Regions from separate parts of the Homo sapiens genome. Here all the other regions are linked to region 3. Evidence: chromatin contacts called from ENCODE Hi-C or POLR2A ChIA-PET data. All regions are on one chromosome and are shown on one strand. Each heading gives the region's core, a stretch centred on a gene start or an enhancer-like site at or near the end of the contact. The rest is flanking DNA. Distances are from core to core; before and after follow the strand shown.

The links. Hi-C counts contacts between places; a loop is a spot of excess contacts on that map. ChIA-PET counts read pairs that join two places held with the same protein, here RNA polymerase II (POLR2A). Pooled maps may share reads with other maps.
Region 1: a map of naive thymus-derived CD4-positive, alpha-beta T cell shows a loop between it and region 3 (13-fold over the local background). The contact joins the promoter of TSPAN9 here to the promoter of CRACR2A in region 3. A Hi-C loop is called at or near these places in 2 of 168 maps with a recorded cell type or tissue (CD4-positive, alpha-beta T cell and naive thymus-derived CD4-positive, alpha-beta T cell), 3 of 37 single-sample maps with no recorded cell type and 7 of 50 pooled maps.
Region 2: a loop to region 3 is called in a map of naive thymus-derived CD4-positive, alpha-beta T cell, with 9 times the contacts of the local background. The contact joins the promoter of RHNO1 here to the promoter of CRACR2A in region 3. A Hi-C loop is called at or near these places in 1 of 168 maps with a recorded cell type or tissue (naive thymus-derived CD4-positive, alpha-beta T cell), 2 of 37 single-sample maps with no recorded cell type and 9 of 50 pooled maps. POLR2A ChIA-PET finds 5 or more read pairs at or near these places in 1 of 52 experiments (activated CD4-positive, alpha-beta T cell).
Region 4: a loop to region 3 is called in a map of naive thymus-derived CD4-positive, alpha-beta T cell, with 8 times the contacts of the local background. The contact joins the promoter of FKBP4 here to the promoter of CRACR2A in region 3. A Hi-C loop is called at or near these places in 1 of 168 maps with a recorded cell type or tissue (naive thymus-derived CD4-positive, alpha-beta T cell) and 6 of 50 pooled maps. POLR2A ChIA-PET finds 5 or more read pairs at or near these places in 1 of 52 experiments (B cell).

The regions. Positions count from the first base shown.
Region 1 is chr12:3,076,079-3,078,778 of GRCh38, forward strand. TSPAN9 (tetraspanin 9) reads left to right here and starts at 1,301. Exons shown (of 9, transcript NM_006675.5): 1 at 1,301-1,375. RefSeq lists silencers at 807-856, 907-1,406.
Region 2 is chr12:2,875,822-2,878,521 of GRCh38, forward strand. It overlaps RHNO1 (RAD9-HUS1-RAD1 interacting nuclear orphan 1), which reads left to right and starts at 1,402. Exons shown (of 3, transcript NM_001252499.3): 1 at 1,402-1,461. FOXM1 (forkhead box M1) reads right to left here and starts at 1,353. Exons shown (of 9, transcript NM_021953.4): 1 at 1,099-1,353. RefSeq lists silencers at 1,109-1,178, 1,219-1,658.
Region 3 is chr12:3,751,723-3,754,443 of GRCh38, forward strand. CRACR2A (calcium release activated channel regulator 2A) reads right to left here and starts at 1,387. Exons shown (of 20, transcript NM_001144958.2): 1 at 1,293-1,387. RefSeq lists a silencer at 1,122-1,621.
Region 4 is chr12:2,793,542-2,796,241 of GRCh38, forward strand. It overlaps FKBP4 (FKBP prolyl isomerase 4), which reads left to right and starts at 1,429. Exons shown (of 10, transcript NM_002014.4): 1 at 1,429-1,703. The coding sequence starts at 1,599. All of the region lies in intron 2 of ITFG2-AS1 (ITFG2 antisense RNA 1), which reads right to left. RefSeq lists enhancers at 308-853, 854-1,398 and silencers at 1,248-1,627, 1,658-1,717, 2,068-2,477.

The DNA of each region.
Region 1 (2,700 bases), core at 51-2,550, 680 kb before region 3:
GCCTGAGCCTCAGCCTCCGGAGCAGCTGGGACTACAGGGGTGTGCCACCACACCCGGTTAATTAAAACATTTTTTTTTTGAGATGGGGTTTCCCTATGTTGCCCAGGCTGTTCTTGAATTCCTGAGTTCCTGAGCTCAAGCAATCCTTCCACCTGGGCCCCCCAAAGTCCTGGGATTACACGCGTGAGCCACCACACCTGGCCTAGAAGACATTTTTGATGACAGTAATGATGAGAAGAGATGGCGTTTTAGTGCTCTTTGGAAACAAGTTTAGGCCTTCTAGCTTTAAGAATCCGGGCCTATAATCCCAGCACTTTGGGAGGCAGAGGCAGGAGGATGGCTTGAGCCCGGGAGTTTGAGACCAGCTTGGGCCCAGGGAGACCACCGTCTGTACAAAAAAAATCAAAAACTTCGCCGGACGTGGTGGTGCGCGCCTACAGTCCCAACTACTCTGGAGGCTGAGGCGGGATCACTTGAGCCCGGGAAGTCGAGGCTGCAGTGAGCCGTGATCGCACCACTGCACTCCTGCCTGGGCAACAGAGTGAGTCCTTGTCTCAAGAAAAAACAAAACAAAACAAAAAGCAAAAAACACATAAAATCCAGGCCTGAAAAAGCGCCCGGGCCAGACATGCCTAGCTGGAGTTTCTCCTGCCTTAGCGCACCCCTCAGGCACACGGTGCCCTGTAGTCGCCCTTGGAGGCCGCCAGCTCCTGGGGAGGCATGGCCCTTTCTGCGGGAGGTGTCTCAGGCAGGCTCCAACACACACCCGCGCTGTCAGCATCTCGCACAGTCCGCCCGAAACACCAGGGAAGGGGTTCGTAGGTGTGGGGGTGGGGTGGCGAGGCCAGGCAGCCTGGCGCGAGGGAGAGAGCCGAGGCCTGGGCCAGGAAGGCCCTTGGGTGCCGTGTGGGCGCAGAGCCCAGGAGAGCGCACTGCCAGGCCCGGACCTCCCCGCCCCTACCCCGGGAAGAGGCCCGTTCGCCGCAGGGGGAAGGCGGGATCATAGCACCTCGGAGGAGCGGCCGGTCCGGGCATGCGGGCGGCGGGGCGGGGAGGGAGGCTTCCGGAACCCCGAGAGAGCACCCGTGCCTCGCGGGCCCCGTGCCCCGTCCCCGGGCTCCCCTTCCTCTAACGCAGGGGACCCAGCCCGGGGCAGTGCCGGGCACTGGCGCTGGCGCCCCGCTCAGCCCTGCGATCCTTCTCCGCCCCGCCCCTCCCCGCTCCGCCCCGCCCCTCCCCGCTCCGCCCCCGGGCCGCCCCGCCCCGCAGGCTCGCCATTCCCGGGCAGGCCCCGCCCCCTGTTTCCGCTGGCGGCGGCGGCGGCGGCGGTGCCGGAGCGCGAGCAGAGCGGAGACCCCCAGGTCCTGCGGGCGCGGTGAGTGCGGCCCGGGCGGCGGGCGGCGAGGCGGGTCTCGAGAGCGTGCGGAGTCGCGCGGCCTTGAGCCGGCGCCGGGCGGGCTGGGCACCCCCAGGCCGAGACCCGAGAAGGGGGAGCGGCCGGGGGCGCCCACGGGAGGCAGTGTGGGCAGGGCGGCGGTGGGACGAGAGGACGAGGAACAGAGTAGGCGCCGTGCGGGAAGCGGGCCGGGAAGGGGAGGGTGGGTGCGGGGCCCGGGCACCGAGCGAAGTGGGGTCCTCCAGGGGATGGCTCCGAGGAAGACCGTTTCAGAAAGGGAGTAACCCGGGGCCGGCAAGGGTTTCCGACTGTGTGACCCCGTGCACCGCTTGGGACAGTCCATACAAGGACCCCAGAGAGGGCCAGGGGGCCTTCGGGCAGGGCTGGGATATGGCCTGCAGCCCCCCGGCACCCGCGACCGCTCCCTGGGCCACTGCTGGAAGATCAGCACTCCGAGTGACAGGACTCTGGCACATCCCGAAGTTGGAGATCTAGCCCATCTGTGCATTCAAGTTTGGGACTTCAAAAAACTTTCTTGTGGTTTTTAAAAAAAGATCCAAACAAGAAACCGGCTTGTTGTTGTAAGAGCAATATTTGTACTTGTACATCTTGGAACTGGAGTCTTGGATCTCCTCCCTCTTTGAAAAATATACGAGTCACTGCTTCATCTTCCCCCAAATGCCTGTTTTGTCTGGGGAAGCTTGGGCTAGTATGGGATCCCCTGAGCTACCTTTTTCTCGCATCACCAAAACGGGGGGTAAGAAGGCAGGGGCTTACCTGCCTTACCTGGTAACTCTTAGTTCAGAGACCCAGTCTCTCATTATGTGCGCGTGCCCTTCTGACCTGCAGCTGTCCTTTTCCCTGGGGTGACTCAGGTATTTCCTCCTCCAGGAAGCTTTCCTGGACTAGTGGAGAAAACTGAAGACTCATGCGAGGATCCCTATATATACCTGCCAGCTCCCTTCTCTTTACTGAAAATAGCCACAGAGAATGTTGAATATATGCTTTGCTATAGAGATACGCAGCCAGCTTGCCATCATAAGTAATGGGGAGGGGAGGAGAGGGATTATGGATAATTTCAAACAATAGCCTGGACAAATCATTTATATTTAGCTAAGGAATGCAGCCAGAGAGGCAGACAATTACACCGGCTTCCTACCCTCGGCTTGGTCCTGGCATGGCTGATGCAGCTGGGCTGTGGGTTGGAGGGAGAGGATTGGGGTAGATAAAACTTGAAGTGTAATTCAGTTCTACTCTCACTCACTGAAGACGCCCTGTGTGCAAGTCCCTGAACAGGTGAGAGT
Region 2 (2,700 bases), core at 152-2,651, 880 kb before region 3:
GCAATCTCAGCTCACTGCAACCTCGGCCTCCCGGGTTCAAGCGATTCTCCTGCCTCAGCCTCCCGAGTAGCTGCAATTACAGGCATGCACCACCATGCCCAGCTAATTTTTTTTTTTTTTTTTTAGTAGAAACAGGGTTTCACCATGTTTGCCAGGCTGGTCTTGAACTCCTCAGGTGATCCACCCGCCTCGGCCTCCCAAAGTGCTGGGATTACAGGCGTGAGCCACTGCGCCCGGCCTTTTGTTGATTTTAATAGATACATGGAATATTCTACCATTAAGCAAAATTGTGTAATTCTATTTCACGGAACTTTGGAAGACAGAGGAATTGGCTGTCTCTTTTTTAGGACACTTATTCTCTCCCTGAAAAGCAACTGCACTTTTTTGACATTTGTCATCTGCATAGAGTTCACAGGCCCTCCACACCTCTACCTTCAAATCTCAGTTTTACTTTCACCTCCGATCTTTCCAGGCTTCCCTCTCTCCCCGCATCAATCAGTAGATATTATTCCTCTTTTTCCACAGGATATCTAAGTCTTAATTTTCTCTTCTACTTCCTGACCAGCCCGTTATTATTATTGCCAACACTTTCTTGCCCGGGAAACTTCCAGAGTGGCTCCTCCGACCCATCCCCATCCTGAGCGGGGAAATCTTGCTACATTCTCAAGAACCAGGAAAAGGGCCCTGCAAAAGGGTAAGTAAGATGGAGGCGGTGTTGCCTAGTGGTGAGACAGCCTGGGAGCAGGGGAGTGTGTATGCAGGTTGGTCTTTGACTCAATGTAGTACAATCTCAGTCTTCATCTCAGCCACAGTCGGCCTAAGAAGGTAGGCCACCCCAGCCCTCCCGAGGCCGCGGGCAGGGTGCGGAGGTCAGACTTCCAGGGAAGGCCAAGGGGCGCTTTAAGCAGTGAGAAGGCCACGGCCAGGAGGTGGACGCAGAAAAAACTTGCACCCTGGCTCAGATTCTTCCCGTGTGACCCAAATCTCCACTCGTGGCCCGTGCCCTGCTGCTAGACGCCCTGACCTCCGCGCCCGGAGGCCTTGCTCCCCGCCTGTGCCCAGGCCAGGCCTGGGACTCCATTGCTGCATCCCGCTCACCTCCAGACTGCAGTCGCCGCCGCCGTTAGGCCGTAGCTCCGAAGGCGGGCTCCGGGCTCCTCCAACCTGGGGGCCGAGCCAGGGCCCCGGACGGGGGCTCGCGCCGGACCGGCCGGGTCCCCGGCGGTGCGGGCGGGGTGGGAACCCCGGGGGATCCCGGGAGGGGAGGGGGTCCCGGGCCGGGGCCGGGGGTGGGGTCTGGCACCGGAGCTTTCAGTTTGTTCCGCTGTTTGAAATTGGCGCCGGCGGAGCGTTAAGGTCACGTGACGGAACGTCGCCAATCGGCGCCGGCCTTGTCTCGGCATTCCGGGCTCGAAGGCTGTGCGGTCTGCCAGGAGCTGCGGCCCCGTCCGGCCCGGGCTGGTAAGGCGGACCGCAGGCCGGCTTGTGGGGGAAGAAGTGGCCGTGGGGCCGGGGAGGGGCCGGAGGGGTCCCCGCCGCGTGGGTGGGCGAGCCGAGGGAGAGTTTGGGGACGCGCGGAAGCGGCGTGACAGGCCCGGGTCCCTGGGCCCGCTTTTCCTGCCGCGCTGGTCACGCCAGGCGACACGCCCCCGCTTCCCCTCAGGCTCCTCTGCTCCCCTTTTCAAAGCTCGGCTTTAGTTGATTTCCTCACTGGGGGAAATCGTACCCCATTTTCCCACAGTGAACGATCGTCTGCTCCCCCCGATTAGACTAAGTTCCTTTGAGGGCTGCGTATTATCTCCGCTTTCTTCCATCTTGAAAAAAAATGTCGGCACCATGAACCCTACCTCAGCGCGAAACCTGTCTTTTGCCCCTCCCGAAGCCAAGCCTTCGGATATAATAGACCGTAGTGCTTTATTTATTGACTTAGTCAACCAGTCTAGTTGAGCAACTGCTGTGCGCCAGGCACCGCTAGGCCCTGAAGATACAATGGCAGACAAGGTTCTTTCCTTCCCCTGGGCTCACAGCCCAATCCTGGAAGAGGGGCACAGACATTTTAATCAAATAAACAAATGTGGGCTGGGCATAGTGGCTCACGCCTGTAATCCCAGCACTTTAGGAGGCCGAGGCGGGTGGATCACTTGAGGTCACGAGTTCGAGACCAGCCTGGCAACATAGCGAAACCGCTTCTCTACTAAAAATTAGCCGGGCGTGGTGGTGCGTGCCTGTAGTCCCAGCTACTCTGGAGGCTGAGGTGGAAGGATCACCTGAGGCCGAGAGGTGGAGGCTATGGTAAGCCATGATCACACCACTGCACTCCAGCCTGGGCGACAGAGGGAGACACCGTCTCCAAAACAAACAAATGTTGAATTATTGCTGTAAATTGAAACATTAGAGGTTAATGATACTTTGAGTATTTACAATAACGAGATCTTGAGAGGTAGGACAGGAAAGGCTTTTGTAATGAGAGCTTGGTGTGAGATCTGATGCCTTTTACAAAGAAAGGAGGGAACTCCTCTAAGCAGAGGGAATCAGGCGTGCAAAGGCTGGATGGCAGGAGGAAGCACAGTGAGTACAAAGGCTGAGAAATATCTGAGGGGTTTGAGCTAATCGACCTGAATGGAGTGTGGTGTGAGTTGAAGCTGGAGCCGGAGGAAGCAGAGCCTTAGCCATACCGAGAAGTTTTGTGCTTATCCAAGA
Region 3 (2,721 bases), core at 137-2,636:
AAACTCCCTCTACACACTTTATAGTATAGAACCGAGAGGTGACAGGACCTCGGAAGCCGTACCTGAAGCCTCTCACTTATAGAACCGAGAGGTGACAGGACCTCGGAAGCCATACCTGAAGCCTCTCACTTATCACTTAAAAACTGCGCATGAAGTAGCTCTTATGGGCAAATACTAAACCATGAGGTTGTACATATTCATTTCACCTGAAAAGGGGCATGAACTCTGGACCCTTCAACAAAAATGCTGATTCCACGTGGAGCAAACTGCTCTGATTTCATATCCCTATGCCCACATCCTTGATAAAAAGACTCTTCGGTACATGCTGCTTTCTTCCAGAGACAAGGAACCCATCACCTCATGAGTTAGGTTCTTCCTCCTGACCCTCTGACCACCCTGGGGACTCCCACGGATTGGCTCTTTCTGTCCTCTTGAGTCACACAGAACGAATTCCTTTGAGACTCCTGGTGTCCTCCACAGAGCCAAACAGGGCAGGTTCCTAAGCACACTGTGTAAACAGATAAATGAACTCAGAGGGCTTTCCCACGTGGCAGGGTACATTCGCTGCATCCCGTGCATGCATGGGTGCACAGACACACACTCGCACACACACGGACACACACACACACACACGGACACACACACACAGACACACACACACACGGACACACACACACACGGACAGAGTCAGCACAACGCCTCTGAGCCACACAGCCAGGCCAGCACACGCGGGGGCCAGGGCGGAAGCCAAGCCCCAGCAGCCGCCCACTTCCTGACCTCCTTCCTTTGCTCTGGGAGGTTCTCTCTCTGTGTCTTTCTGACTGTCTGTCTCGGTTCTTTGTTTCTCGGCATGGCAACAGTTGTGGATGCTGCCTGCGTGGCCAGGGCTCCTAGTAGCACTGACCTGCAAGGTAGGAGTTTTGGTTCTTAGACTTGAGACCTTGGGCAAGTCACTTTACCATTCTGAGCCTCAGTTTCCTCATCTGTGAAATGAAGAGGCTGGATGAGGCTGGAGGGTTCCTAAGGTCCTTTCCTGACCAAAACCCTAGTGCTTCTCGGCTCTCCTCCAGTCCCGTTACCGAGTGACAGGGAGGGGAGCAAGGGCCAGGCCAGGCCTGGGGGTGGCAGGGGAGCCAGCTGTTCCCCCCCAAGGGCACACAGCCTCCATCCAGGCCCTCTGCGAGTTCCATGTGCGGCAGACACGCGCTCACACTTCGCAGCCGGAGGAGCAGGCAGGAAGCGCCGCCCCCCGGCCGCCCCGGCCGCCCACCCTCAACCTTCCTCCACGTTACCTTGGGCGTGTAGGCTTCCCGTGGACCTGCCCGCGCCGCCCGCTCGGCTCTCAGCTGTCAAGCAGCCGCCTGCTCCGCCCGACTCTTTCCGCTCCGAGCCGCGCGGGCTGGACCAGCCCCTCAGCGGAGCTGAACGGGAAGCGGCGCCCCCTGGACGCCCTCCGGGACGTGCGCGCGCCAAGCGGTGGGGTCCGGGCCTGCAGGCGCGACCTGAGGCCGCCAGGGAGGCTGGGTGGCGAGGGCGGGGCGGCTGCCGACTTAGCCGGCCTGACTGGTCGGGCTTCCGGGGTCCCGCTGCTCCCTAGGCCCCTTGCCCCGATTCAGGCTCCCAAGGTGGGGCATCAGTCCGGCCCTCGCTGGCTCACTGGAGAGGTGGTGTCTGGGAGTGCACCCCCGAAAACCCGGCAGCAGCCCGGCGTCACTCCGGCTGTTACCTCTGGGAGCAGAAACTAAAGGGGATCCTTATTCTTTATACTTTTCTGACTCTTCTATATATTCTACTGTGGGCATGAATCGTTAAAAACAAAACAAAACACCAAAAACCCAATACGTATTTGTTAATAAAGCACTGAGTAAATCTTCAAAGGCCTCCCGAGGTGCTCCGGCTGCAGGATAACCCCTCAGCTTAGCGCACAAGGCAAGGCCCACCCTGCCCTCTCCGGCCACAACCTAATTTTCCAGCCTCACCCTCTCTCCCTCACACACACACAACACTTTCGCTCTGGACACACTAGCTGTTGCCAAACACCAGCTGTTCTTCATGGCTGCTGGGAGTTCTTCTTTTTGCCTGGAACACCCTCCCCTTTCATCTCTGCCTGTTGAAATCCTACTCATCCATCCAGGCCCCTCTGAAATGTCACCTTTTTGGAGAACCCTTCCCCAGACACTGCCCCTGCAGAGTGCCCCAGTTCTTTCCTGGCAAGCCCATCTTTCTGGTACTGGTTTATGTAGTAGCATCCCCCTCTCACACGCGCTAAGTCCTATTCCAAGGTGGAGAGAAACAAATTAGCACTTACTGAGCAGCTGTTATAAATTACTCTGTGGAGTCCTTTCTTCTCCTTGCAGCCCAGCCAGCCACTAGCCCACAACCTCCCTCCACCCTGCCAGAGTTTCAGAAGGCTGTCAGGGGCTCTGAGGCCTGCCCTCTGGTGTGTCCCTACTGCGTGCCTTGGCTTTTCTGGCTCTGTCCTGGGTATGCTTCCCTGTGTCAACTCCCAAGGTCTGCAAGCTGGTGGCTTGACCTTCTCTCAGCCTTATGTGAGGAAAGAAGGACATTTCATTATCAGAATCTGAGAAGTGGAAGGGGCCTCAGAGATTATCCAGTGTAAAGCCTGCCCACCCATTTTACAGAGCAGAAAACTGTGACCAGAGAGATAAGGTCAGAGGCATCGGAGGTACCTACCATTGTTATTGTTGTTTTTAATAGTGT
Region 4 (2,700 bases), core at 179-2,678, 960 kb before region 3:
CGCTGAAAGTTCATCTCTAAAAAGCTTTCAATTTAGTTTGATGAGACTAATGGCGTCCAATCGCACAGTGCCGGGCACATAACGGGAAGTCCAAAAATACAGTTATTATTGGAATAAAAATTCAGGCTGGGCGCAGTGGCTCACGCCTGTAATCCGAGAACTTTGGGAGGCCGAGGCGGGCGGATCATTTGAGACCAGATGTTCGAGACCAGCCTGGGCAACATGGCGAAACCCCGTCTCTACTAAAAATACAAAAATTAGTCGGCGTGGTGGCGGACGCCTGTAGTCCCGGCTACAGAGAGCCAAGATCGCACCACCGCACTGCAGCCTGGGCGACAGAGCAAGACCCTGTCTCAAAAAAAAAAAAAAAAGAAAAAAAAATCAGCCAAGACTTGGAAAAAGAAATTTAAAAAAGGAAAATTCATGCAGCCAGTAACTATTGGGACATCACTCACCAGGCACTATGCTAAACTGGGGTTAGGTGCTGAGCAAAACCAGGCCCCTCTCTAGATGGCTCTCTAGGTCCCACGACCATAGCTTAGGTGACACCGGCACCTGCGCGCTCCACAGCCTGTCGAAAAACACTCGGGAAGCAAACATTGAGAAGAAAATACTCCTTCTGTGGGCCTTTAGGAAAACCGAGTGACTTTTTTCGTGAGGGGAACCCATCTTTGTAAGCATTCGCGGAAACGGCAGTTTTATTACCGCCGGGAAGGGTCCCCTGAGTGTGTGCCCCATCTGAGTTCCGAGCTGGGCGGGCCATGCCTTGCCAACCCCGCTGCTCGCAGCATCTGCAGGCGCTGAGCGAGGCATCGCTGCCTGGCCGGGGCTTCTCGGATCTGGGGAAATCGAGGTCGCTTTCCCCGGCTCTCTGCAGCGGGGCAGCGCTGTCCACTCACTCCCCGCTCCCCGCGCACGCCCTTGCCCTCTTTCCCCCAAGTAGGGAAGGGTCTACGCGGGTCATAGCAGAGAGGCCACGCCGCCCGTGGTGACGGCCGGTCCCGGGGAGGGGGCGCCGCCACTGCCATCCCGCAGCCTGCGCTCCCCACACCCCGCCGCAGGCGCAGCGGACTGGTGGAGTGATGTCGGGAGATCGATCGAGAAGAATCTGGAAGAATCCGGTTAGACAGGGAAGCGGGCGGGGATGGGAGGGAGGGAGGAAGGGCCAAGGGAGGCCGCCGGGGAGATCCCGAGTCCGAGGGTCCCAGGAGAAGGGGGAGGGGGCAGGCAGCCAGAAGGAGGCAAGAACCAAAAAAAAAAAAAGAAAAAAAAATTCCGAAGCGCCCGCAGCACTGAGCCCGAACCGGCTCAGTCCCGCCGTCTCTAGAAAGTTCTGCACCCCGCCCCCTCTGTCTGCGCTCCCGCTCCTCCCAGCCCCTCCCTCGCGGCGGGGCGGGACCAATCGCTCCCCGAGCCGCTCCTGACCCACCTACCCCAGCTCTCGCGCCGCGTGCAGAGGTGCTCAAGCCTCCTCGCGGTCCGCAGTCAGTGCCGCCGCGCCCGGCCTCCCGCACGCCCCGCAGGTAGCGCCCCCGCCCGCGGCCCAGAGTGCGCTCGCGCCGGCACCAGCTCCCGGATAAACGGCGCGCCGCGCGGAGATGACAGCCGAGGAGATGAAGGCGACCGAGAGCGGGGCGCAGTCGGCGCCGCTGCCCATGGAGGGAGTGGACATCAGCCCCAAACAGGACGAAGGCGTGCTGAAGGTGAGGGGCGGCGGGGCCTGCGGAGGCGTCGGAACCCGGGGCCCCGCGGGCCGCCCTTCCGCCGCGCCCGGAGCCCGCGGCCGGGCACGGGTCGAGGCGGCCGCCTTTGCAGCCTCGCGGCCGTCCCGCCGGGGGCCGGTGGCATCGCCGTCCCGGACCGGGCTGCGTCGTTTAAGGCACCGAGGCCGGCCATGCGCTCGGCAGGGGGGCGGCCTAGGTGCGCGGGCCGAGGCCCCAGGCTCCCCAGCCGGCAGCGCCCGGGCCCGGGCAGGGGGTCGGGATTGCAGTGCCCACCCCGGCGCGCGCGGGGCGGCGGAGAGGGGCGGGGCGAGGCGACCGCCGCGGGCACCCGAGCCGCAGCCCGGGGCCAGGCCGGGCCTCCCACGCCACGCCGCCCCCGACCTCGCGGCCCCAGCGGAGCTGCCAGCCGCGGGCCGCCTCGTTGGTGGCGGTGCCAGGGCTCGCCCACCCGGGCGGTGGAACACGGGCCAGGACGGGGAGCGACTCCCCACAGTGCTTTCCTGGCCCTTCGGCCTTTGTGCGACGCAGGCGCGACAGGGTTCCGGCGCCCTCCCGGGGTCCCCTGCCGACGCCGGGACCCAGCGAGGTCCCCACTCGCCGCGCGGCGCCCCCTCCCTCGGCCCCGGGGAGGCCGGGCGCGGGGCATGCCGGGAGCTGTAGTCCCCTCCCCCCTCCGCCGCCTCCCGGAGCCAGGGCTGCGGGGTGTGGGGCGGGGAGGAGGCGCTCTGCTGTGGAGCCTGCCGCCGAGTGACCGCTCGACTACAAATAGCCTGGGGAGCTGCGGGGAGGGCATCTTGACCTGGGCCAGGACAACCTGCCTTGGGTCGGAGCAGGTTCCAGGGAGAATCAGAGATGGTGAATTCCCAGCCTGCGTCTTATGCCTTCTCCCCATCCGCTGCTGCGTCCTCATCCTGGCTTCCCACCGCTGAGCTCCGCGTGTGCGGCACCCACCTCAGGGGGCCTTTACCTGGTCCAG